Linked DNA regions of Homo sapiens: region 2 is linked to region 1. Evidence: chromatin loops called from intact Hi-C (ENCODE). Cell type or tissue: heart left ventricle. All regions are shown on one strand. Links, peaks and the distances in the headings refer to the core of each region. The heading gives the core; the rest is flanking DNA.

Evidence for each region. Peaks named below come from ENCODE experiments on the same cell type or tissue, not always from the same donor. Only the 100,000 strongest peaks of a DNase experiment are listed, where the experiment ranks them.
Region 2: it touches region 1 in a loop (2.0-fold over the local background); 3 of 110 quality-filtered maps call a loop at or near these places.

Annotation. Positions count from the first base shown.
Region 1 is chr7:115,214,597-115,220,884 of GRCh38, reverse strand. The region is part of intron 1 of LINC01392 (long intergenic non-protein coding RNA 1392); the gene reads left to right. Among named protein-coding and RNA genes, the nearest start is that of LINC01392, 14 kb to the left of the region's middle. RefSeq lists an enhancer at 3,770-4,326. In heart left ventricle, for the core only: a CTCF peak has its summit at 3,332 (motif pointing right); no DNase peak of the experiment used is centred there.
Region 2 is chr7:114,986,765-114,990,764 of GRCh38, reverse strand. The region is part of intron 4 of MDFIC (MyoD family inhibitor domain containing); the gene reads right to left. Among named protein-coding and RNA genes, the nearest start is that of MDFIC, 67 kb to the right of the region's middle. In heart left ventricle, for the core only: no CTCF peak of the experiment used is centred there; a DNase peak (open chromatin) is centred at 1,824; H3K27ac peaks cover 1,537 bases.

The sequences.
Region 1 (6,288 bases), core at 1,231-5,230:
AATTTTTTAATTCTAAAAATGCTGTCCTATGTCTATAAAAGGTCATGTCCAGCTCTGTAACTTAGCTTGAATAGTTACATATGAGCTCTAATAATTAAATGGCAAACATTGCATATTATGTCTAAAAATTCAAAAGCTAAACTAATACTAGGTTAAGCTATGTACAATTCATATTTTCTTTCCTTATTTGTTTTACAAATGGCATTTGGATATCACTTATAAATCCCAACCCTTCAAGTACAAATCTAGTAGAGTTTGAGGCTTATAAACATCTCAGGGTGCTTCTGGGCTCAGGTCAGGGAGCACTTTGCAGGCCAGCATATTGAAGCCTTCCTTTATATTGTTACCAAATTGAAAGCTTGCTGGTGAACATGAGACACAACCCTTGAAAGAGGAAACTCTCTTCAATGCAGCTTGAGCCATATGCCATCCAGTTGTCTTACGGGCAGTAGTGGGTCCCCTTTTTTCCAAGTGTGTAGAGAAGAGCATCGTGTCTTTTGTGGCACCAGCTTGCCAGGCCCAGAGCATTCTCCTTCAAGTGCCTCATTCAGTCTCCAAGTTGGCTGAATAAGGCATTTTACTGATGTTAACAGAGGGACAGACACATATGGAGACAGTCAGCTGTCCAATCACTGCATTCTAAGAATAATTCTTTCTATCAGTGTCATCCTATTCAATACAAATACCTCTCAAACTCATGATAGACTTACATATATGGTAGTGTAGCATAGTGGTTAGGGTTTAGCCTCTGGGGGTGGACCACCTCCACTTAAATCCTGAATCTGCCACTAGTTGAGTGTCCTTGGAAGCAAATTGCATGACCTGGGAAATCCATTTCTGCATATGCAAAATTGTGATACTAGAATCCACCTCACAGGGCTGTTGTAAAGATTAAAGGATTTAGTTTTTGTAGGCTGTTTAGAACAGGTTTTGTTAGTTTTTATCATTAATGTTTTCTATATTGAATATTTTTCTATTGTTCCAGTTACCAGTGCTGTCATCCTCACACACTCTCACATCTAAAACTTAACATGTCTTCGCAGTTCCACCTCAACAATATCTTGTTAATGCAGCCCTTTCTTTATACTCCAGCTGTCTTGTATAGTTCTTACTGTCTGTATTACTCTGGTGGAATTTATTGTATACTATACTCCTTTGTATTGCTCACTGCTCATTCTTTTCTTTCATGTTTTCATTTTTGGGTTTCCCGTTGAGATCTTTTCTTACTCTTCTTTGTATTCTTTTCTGCACTTTAGTATTGATAACGTGTGGTACATAATAATATGTAATCAATATTTATTAACCAGAGTTCTGTTTCTTTTATTTATTCAAAATTCAAAATAGGTACATTATTAGTACCTACTACATAATAGACATCAGGTAAAGTAACTGCAATACACTATGAAAAAAACTACAATAAAATCATGAGGAATTATATTGGCAGAAAGGAAGCAGCAATAACTCTGCTTGCAAGAGCCAGAAAAAGCATTGCAAGGTATATTCTTCAATGGGATATTGAAGGATAACTAGGAGGTTTCCAGATTTATGGAGAGTAGTAGGATAAACAAAGAGAAAGAAATATGCTTATTGGCTTAGAGCTGTGAACTAGTATGGGGGAACTTAGAGGAATCACCAGGCAATGGAAGAAATGATGCTGGATAAGTAATGATAATAAGTTAATCTTAATTGAGCACTTCCTAAGTTTTCAAGCACTCTGTGTGCATTATTTCTGATGCTCACAGTGGCCCTAAATAATATACTAACCCAGTTTTACAGATGAATGAAGTGAAGCTCAGAAGAGTAATAGGTTTGATAATAAGCATGGGTAGAACTGGAATTCCAGCCCATTGGTCTCCATTACTGCACTGATTCTGTTGTCCAGCCCACTAATGTGTCATGAGCATGCAGATGTATGTATTTCACCTTGTAACAGAGAGAGAGAAAGAGAAAGAGATCTCAATGGAGAGCAAGGTCCCAGAATAATCTCAGTATGCTGGTAACAATTATAAAAAAGAACAAAATTGTCCTATGCTTCAGATAGGCGAATTAACTTTAGATTCTAGATTTGATACAAATGATTGTTTAGTGCTTATAATATTCTAGCTACTTTCCTAGGATCCTTTCTTTCTATCAGTGACAAAAAGTCACACATAGTCCTTACTTCAAATAACTTCAAGTCTTCTACAATAGATTCCTAGATAAATAATGAGGGAGACCTGTATTCTAATTTTATTCTGCTACCCACTTTGAATCAGCCAAAGGTTGACTTAAATATTGTTGTGCCTACTTTTTTCATAAATGCATAAGGAATTGTAACCTGTATTGTAAAGATGAATGATTATTTCATTTTTTTACAAAGAAAAAAATGACAGAAACTGAAGGATATGCTTCAAAAGTACTATAACAAGCTTATCAAGCTAGAAGTCTTTTTTTTTTCAAGAATCCTAATCATTCTAACTACAGAAAAAATTCTAGATTATAGCATTTAAAATCTTCAATAAATTGATAATAATCAGCACAGAGTAGCTTCTCTGTGTTATGCTAAGGATGATCTGACTCAACCAGACAACAACAAATTCTGCTTAAATTAGAATCTGCAAAGACATAGAACAGGTTTTGCTTGTTTCCAGAACTTTAGCTTGAGTATAAGTTTTGGAGATATATGTCTGTGTCTATGAGTCTGAGTTATTCACTCATTCAACAAGATTTAAGGTGCCATACACTTCCAGATATCATCGACTGCTAGTAAATGCTAATTAACAAGCAAGTAAACTGGAAAAATATCAAATGGAATACCTTAATGAGTGATATTACAGAGAAAAAAATGGAATATTTGCTTAGTAATTTAAGTAAATGGATATTATTTTCTAATATAAATTGGTAGTATATTCACTTAATATTTTTAAGGAAAAAAAACAGAAAAATACTTAGCATTTTACTACCACATTCAGAAAAATTGCAAGATTAGCTTGAAACTTTTAAAATCTCTAACCATTGAGTAATTTGAGTTTGACATATTTAATCACTGGACTATATATTAGAATGTATACTTCACGTATTGTTTTAAGTAACCTGGGCTAAGATGAGCTTCTCTAGACTTTTTAGGTCTTCAAACACATTCTAGTCACCAATATTAAATCTTCATACTAAAATATCAAAAATAAATGCGATATTTTTTAAATCTCCAAAAAGGCTGTCTTGGATCTAGGTCAGGCAGTGAATACCCTGATACATGTGAATATACAGTAGTAATCCCTTTCTCTGATTATAGCTAGACTCACTCTTTTTTACTTTTGGGTCACAGTTATATCTTACATAATCCAGCAGAGGGTGCTTCCTTTTTAGGGTTGGATTAGAATTAAATATGATAGGCAAAAAGTTAAAATCTTTTCATATTTCATTTCCAGTGATTGATTAAATCAAATCCCCTTGTAGTTTAATATATTTTCAGAAGTTTCCTAAGGATAGTTATCTTCATGCAGCATCACATGTTTTAACCAGCAATTACATAACAACAGTGTATGTGCACCTTTAACATGTTTACTGTCCTATTTTCCTTCTCGATTAGAAGTTATGATCCCTACTCAAAAGTTCCAGGTATATTCAACATAGGGACACTTTTGTTTAATAGTACTCCTTCCACTCTGGGAATATATAAGAAGTGTTGCTGCCATTTACAAAAACTATGTGTGTAAGTTGTGTGTCTGCACGTGTGTTTAGGAAGAAAAAAAAGGAGCTTTCTTTGAGAGAATTCTCCAAAACAAAAGCATAGTTTCAGAGCATTCACAACATCATTGGCCATGCTAAGAGTAGATGAAAATGTGTAACCTCTTCTCAAGAGCTAAATGGCCAGGTTTCAAGGAATAGTTCATTTTCTTAAGTGTGTGGCCCTGAATTTCCCTGCTGCATAAGAGTAGTTCCCGAAATTGTCATCTCAGGAGGATCCTAGTATTTTTTTTTTAATTCTTTTGCAGCAAGTCACCTAGTTCTGAAGTAGCTGGCCTTGCACAGAAGGTTCTGCTAAGGAATGTGAGGTACTCAAAATGGCTTTGAATCACACTTCTCAGAAGAGACAACCACAGGCATTACAAAGGAGAAAGCTGGAGTAGTCTCAGCTATCAAGTTAGCTTCAAGAGATTTTTCCCTCCCACCACTTTATGTATGATAGTGCAGTCAAATTTAATAAATGGAGATTATATTTCCCTGAGTATCTTGCAAGCAGACTCAAAAGCAGATTTTGCTTTTGAATCCCCTTCCATCTCAAATTATTACTGTTAAAAGTTGTACACCCGTATGGAAGACAGGCATTTCTGGAAATACAAAATAGTAGGAAATCTGTATCTTTGAGTGCTGAGCTAGCCCACACTAGAAGCAAAATACAAAGCTAAGAAAATGAGCTGGTTTTGGTGAGCAAATGTTTTATATCTGCACACAAGAAAACTGAGGACAGCTCTAACTTTAAATCCCATTAGAAAATGCTGTGATTAACTGCAGGACCCCACTGATTTTTCAGGTAATAGATGAACATGCCACAGTGAAATATTTCCCCTTCTTTATTTACAAACAAAAGAGGATTTTTATGTGGACAGAAATCAAAACATTACTGAAGCACTGGTTGCCTAAGCTTAAATTCTTTCACATTAACACAGATGCTTTATTATGTAACGTCAACATCTTCCATATTTTTGAATGGTTTTGAATGGTATAATCTGTAATATTTTGTGATTTCCCTTAAAATGGGTTGGTTTCTTCAGAAAGAATTCTGGACCTACAACATAATGAAGTAATTAACTAGAGAACAAAAGGTTTTTCTTTTGTTTCAGAAAAAACTTGCTTCTAAGACACAAGTTACACATGCATTATTTTTAGGACCATCAGCCTTGCCCTGGATGATGATTTTGTTGTCAGAAATGTTTTTATTATTTTCTGCAATACCAAAAAGACCCGACAAAACATTAATAGGATGATTGAGATAAAATGTGCTATATGTTGTTATGTTGCTTTTATAAATATTTTGGATTTGCCAATGTGATAGACTTTGATAAATCATAATATTTCTACAACTTAAAATCATTAACATCTATTTTGACTGATATCTATGTTAGGTAAGAACTACAAATTATATTGTAGACAAATGACTTAGAAAATCATATGCAAACAATTCAAAATATACTTAATTAAAATGCATTTTAAAAGTCCTTAACTGAAATAAAAATAAAAGTGCATTTTTTAAGAGTGTTGCCCCCACAATCCTTGGCTCACAGAATTTTATATATATATATATATATATATATATATATATATATATATATATATATATATACTATATATACACACACATACACACACACACACAAATATGCGTTTATATATATACAAATATGCATATATATATACACACACACAAACACATATATATATATGTGTTTTACACATACACATATATGTATTTTAGATGGAGTCTAGCTCTGTCGCCCAGGCTGGAGAGCAGTGGCACGATCTCAGCTCACCGCAGCCTCTGTCTCCTGGGTTCAAGCGATTCTCCTGCCTCAGCCTCCCGAGTAGCTGGAATTACAGGTGCTGGCCACCACAGCCAGCTAATTATTGAATTTTTAGTAGAGACGGGATTTCACTTGGCCAGGCTGGTCTTGAACTCCTGACCTCGTGATCCACTCACCTCAGCCTCCCAAAGTGCTGGCATTACAAGCATGAGCCACTGCACCCGGCCATAGAATTATATTAAACTTCACTATCACATTTTTCACTTCACAGCACATGCTATTCCCAAGTGTGAAACCCTTTATTATATAAGATGTGCTGCAAGAAGTGAGAGGAGTAAAAAAGGTAAAGAACCCAAGGAAAAGTTCCAAAAATGGCAAACTGTCAGCCTGCAAGAAGAGTTTGCCTCATTGACATATTTAATTAGCTTTTTCATGTTGACTAACATACTGCAATTTGGGAATTGGTTGTTGTGATGATATATGGCCCCCAAATATGTCTATATCCTAATTGCCAACACCTGCAAATGTTGCCTTATATGGCAATAGGGATTTTGCAGATATGATTAAGGATTTTGAGATGGGAAGATCATCCTGGATTATCACGGTGGGTCTGATGTAATCAGAACAGTCTTTATGAGAGATGAGATGCTGGAGGAGTCAGAGTCAGACAGAAAGAGATGTGAAAACAGAGGCAGAGGGATGGAGAAAACTTTGAAGAAGTTACCCTGCTGGCTTTGAATATACAAGAAGGGAGCCATGATCCAAAGGATGTAGGTAGCCTTTGGAA
Region 2 (4,000 bases), core at 1-4,000, 230 kb after region 1:
ACCCAAATGCCCATCAGTGACAGACTAGATTAAGAAAATGTGGCACATATACACCATGGAATACTATGCAGCCATAAAAAAGGATGAGTTCATGTCCTTTGTAGGGACATGGATGAATCTGGAAACCATCATTTTCAGCAAACTATTTCAAGGACAAAAAACCAAACACTGCATGTTCTCACTCATAGGTGGGAATTGAACAATGAGAACACTTGGACACAGGAAGGGAAACATCACACACTGGGGCCTGTCGTGGGGCAGGCAGAGGGGAGGGATAGCATTAGGAGATATACCTAATGTAAATGATGAGTTAATGGGTGCAGCACACCAACATGGCACATGTAGACATATGTAACAAACCTGCACGTTGTGCACATGTATCCTAGAACTTAAAGTATAAAGAAAAAAAAAAAAGAATAACACAGTGCTAACAGGATCTTGTTGTCTGTTTTTAAAACTTTGCGGGTGGAAATAACTCTTGTCAGATTCTCAAAGAAGCCCATGTGATCAAAAATGATCAGAATCACTGTGTAAAAGATTATCACAATTAATCAAAACTCCTTTTTATTATAGATTAAGCTTTAACCTTTTCAAGCCTTTGTGATAGTAATTCAATGATGAGTAGAGCATACTAAAGCATAAATTTACTTTAAATATATTTTAAAATTAACCTACTGTTTCCCATTTGTCTGCATTATGCAGTGGTTTCTTTACTTATATTTTCTTCTCTTTAGCTGTTTGCTTAGCTATGTTTGTTTTTACTTCTTATACTATACTATGTGTAAAAGCTATGATTAAATTCAATTAAGGGCCTTATGAACATAAAATATAAGATGCTATCGATTTTAATCAATTTGTGATCCAAAACACAAGTCAGAGACTTGGAACTCAGAATCCTAAGGCCCTATCAATCCCCTCCATTCAAACTCAATAAATGCTCATGGAATGACGTAGGAGTAGGGATTTGAGAAAGGCTTTTTAGTCACCAAAGGTTACGTGTCCTTGTACCAAATCATTCAATAGAGGTTACTGAGAAGTCTTCTAAAATTAGTCAACCACATAACCCTTACAGAGCAGAGCCATCGAGGTTAACAATTCGGTAAATACTTCTCTGGTTGCTCAATTCTCTTGCTTTGACAATGTCAATGCATTCATTTAGTTCAGTGTATTAAACTATAGATCTAAAGTCTAAATACACTATATGCTGGTTTGTCAAGAAGGTATCATTATTGCCTTCTCATATCTTCAAATGTTCCTTCTCTCCTGGATCTTTTCCAGCTGAATGTAAACATACTGAAATTGTTCCTATCTTAAAACAAAATAATACACACCAAGAAAACAACCCTTCTGGACTTGCACTTCTGCCCTGAATTTTGGCCTTTCTAGAACTGTTTACACATTCTACAACCCACATCACTGTGGCTTCTCCATGAAAACAACTCTTAATAAGGTCACTAAATGATGTCCATGTTGTCACAACCAACAGAAATATTTCAGTGCTCATTTTACTGAACCTGTCATCAATATCTGGTGCACCTTGATATAGTTCTCTTCCTCTTTTTAAAACATTCTTTCCCTGCCTCATGATATCATTATCTCCAGTCTGTCTCCCCCTCACATTTCTTGTTTCCTCTCAGCCAGATAATCGTCCTCTTTTCTTTGCACTGTGACCTCTCCTCTAGGCTATTTTATCAGTATGGCCTTACTCTGACTTACTGTCTATCTGATATTACCTCTGGAGAAAAATCTGAACTTTCCTTGGGATTGTCTCCCAAGCACACAAGCTGAACCCACACTCCCATCCCACCAAACTGGCTGGCCTCCAGTGATCGCTGAGTCACTCAGTTCTCAGCCATCTGACCTTTTCTCTGAAATCTCTACTTTAAAATCTCATCCAGATTTATAGTGAAGTGTCTCCTCTATGAGAACAAATATGAATAAGTATATTTGCCTCTAACTCCTTCTCTCCAGCTCCATTTGTATATTTCCAAATGCATTTTGGAATTCTCCTCTTGAATTACGTATAATCATACAAAACTGAACAGATCTAAAACTCAACTCATGATCATCTCCAAACTACATTCAGCTATTCCTCCTAATTTCCTAATTTCTACTCAATTTCCAAATTAATTGAACTAAAATGTTAATGACAGTCCTGCTCAGAATAATACATATCTGACTGCTCTTCCAAATCTACCCAGATTTAGCTCTGGACCTCATTTAATCCTGAAACTCTAAAGTAAATCTTCAATTCCTCTATTACCTGCACTTGACAGAGCTCTTGAGGTTGAATCCCTCACGAACAAACTTTCATCTCCAGCCTGGCTGCTGTGCCTACATATTATGTTTGACCTAAAAAAATCACCTAACATTTCATCACTGTACTAAAAAACAAAACAAAACAAAACTTTGGTGCATTAGTAGAGTCATAGGATTTATTCAATTCTTTCCATTATTCTGAAGCCTGGTTTCTAAATAGCCTCTGCATCCAACTACCCCACACCCTAAAGCTTCCTGGCCAATCTATCTGTATCTCCATTGTTTTATTTCCTCCTCACCCATCTCCTGAGTGAATGCTGAGCTAATTTAATTTGCTAAAGCAGTGACCTAAGATAGCTTGTCTACAAACACAAAAAAACAACGGTGAAGTCCATACATAGCTGATAGCTTCTATTTCTTCTTTAAGATGGCCTATAAATTATTGGTTATTACAAAAGAAGAGCTCTGAGGCTTGAGGCATATTTTGAGTTATCTCTATGTTTCAATATTAAGTTACATATTTTTCAGAACCTTGTAAAATAGTTTCTTTGCTCCTCACCAAATACATAGGTATGATAACAAACTACCTAGTTAACTTATTTTCCTAAACTTTAAGATAAGGCACTTAAATGTTTACTTTTGGCCCTACAGAAACACTTACTATTTATAAATACTTCTGATGGATAATTGCTTTATTTTTTAAAAAAAGACAGCTAATTTAAATATTTCAAGTAAACAAAAATTAATGATTTATATGTGCAGAATGATTTATACTTTGATATAGTCAACTCTGATCATGCCTACTCTCCATACACACACTCCTCATTGTATTACTATTTTTCAATTTAATGTGTTGGCTGAGCAGTGACATTTCTTGAAGTCCTATTTTCCAAAGAACTAGCAAATATTGCATTGGAAAGCAGAATTCTAAACCTTTCGCCCACACCATTATTGTAACATGGGATGGAAGGCACTGCGCCTGAGAAAACAGAACATAACAAAACAAAACATCATCCAAGCAAATTAAGTATTTTGAGGAATGCAGTGACATATCTTTCCAAAGTCACAGAAAATTTGTTTCTGGAAGCTCTGATTATAACTTTATGGTCATATCATGAGCTCCTATTATTATCTTTCCACTAAAATACTACTGTAGTACTTCTACAATTATAGGCAAAACGGAAAAGCTTTTTATGGGAAAAAATTAATGTAAGATTTTACAATACTGTTGAAACAGTATTGTAACAGCAAACAACTCAATTTCAATTTTACCTTTCTAATTTCTTTTCCCACCTTCAGGATTCAAGAATATGTAGTTGTTTGAAACCCATACGGAATAGTGAGAAAACTTGATGGGGCTGGGAAGTAGGATCTCTGAGTAACTGTCCTCCCTCTGCTGGGTCTCTTTTTGCATTTCTTTTAGCTCAAATATTTGCCCTTCCTTTTATTCCTTCACATTCTCTCCCTTAAGAATTTCAGCCATTCCTGCCCTTTCAACCACAATGTCTATGGAGTAATAAAGAACAAGTCTAGTTCTCCAGTTGACACTCCTAACTCACTTTTTTCTGAACTTGTATAAGCCAGGCACTAGGCTGTAGGCTAAACATTAAAAGATGAGTAAGACAGACTCTGCTTTCAGTGAGATTACATTTTAATACAGAAAGGTAGATTAACAGATCAATAGATTAATAGATTAATAGATCAACCAAGCCTGCTGTGGGAGACCCAAAAAAGGGGCAAT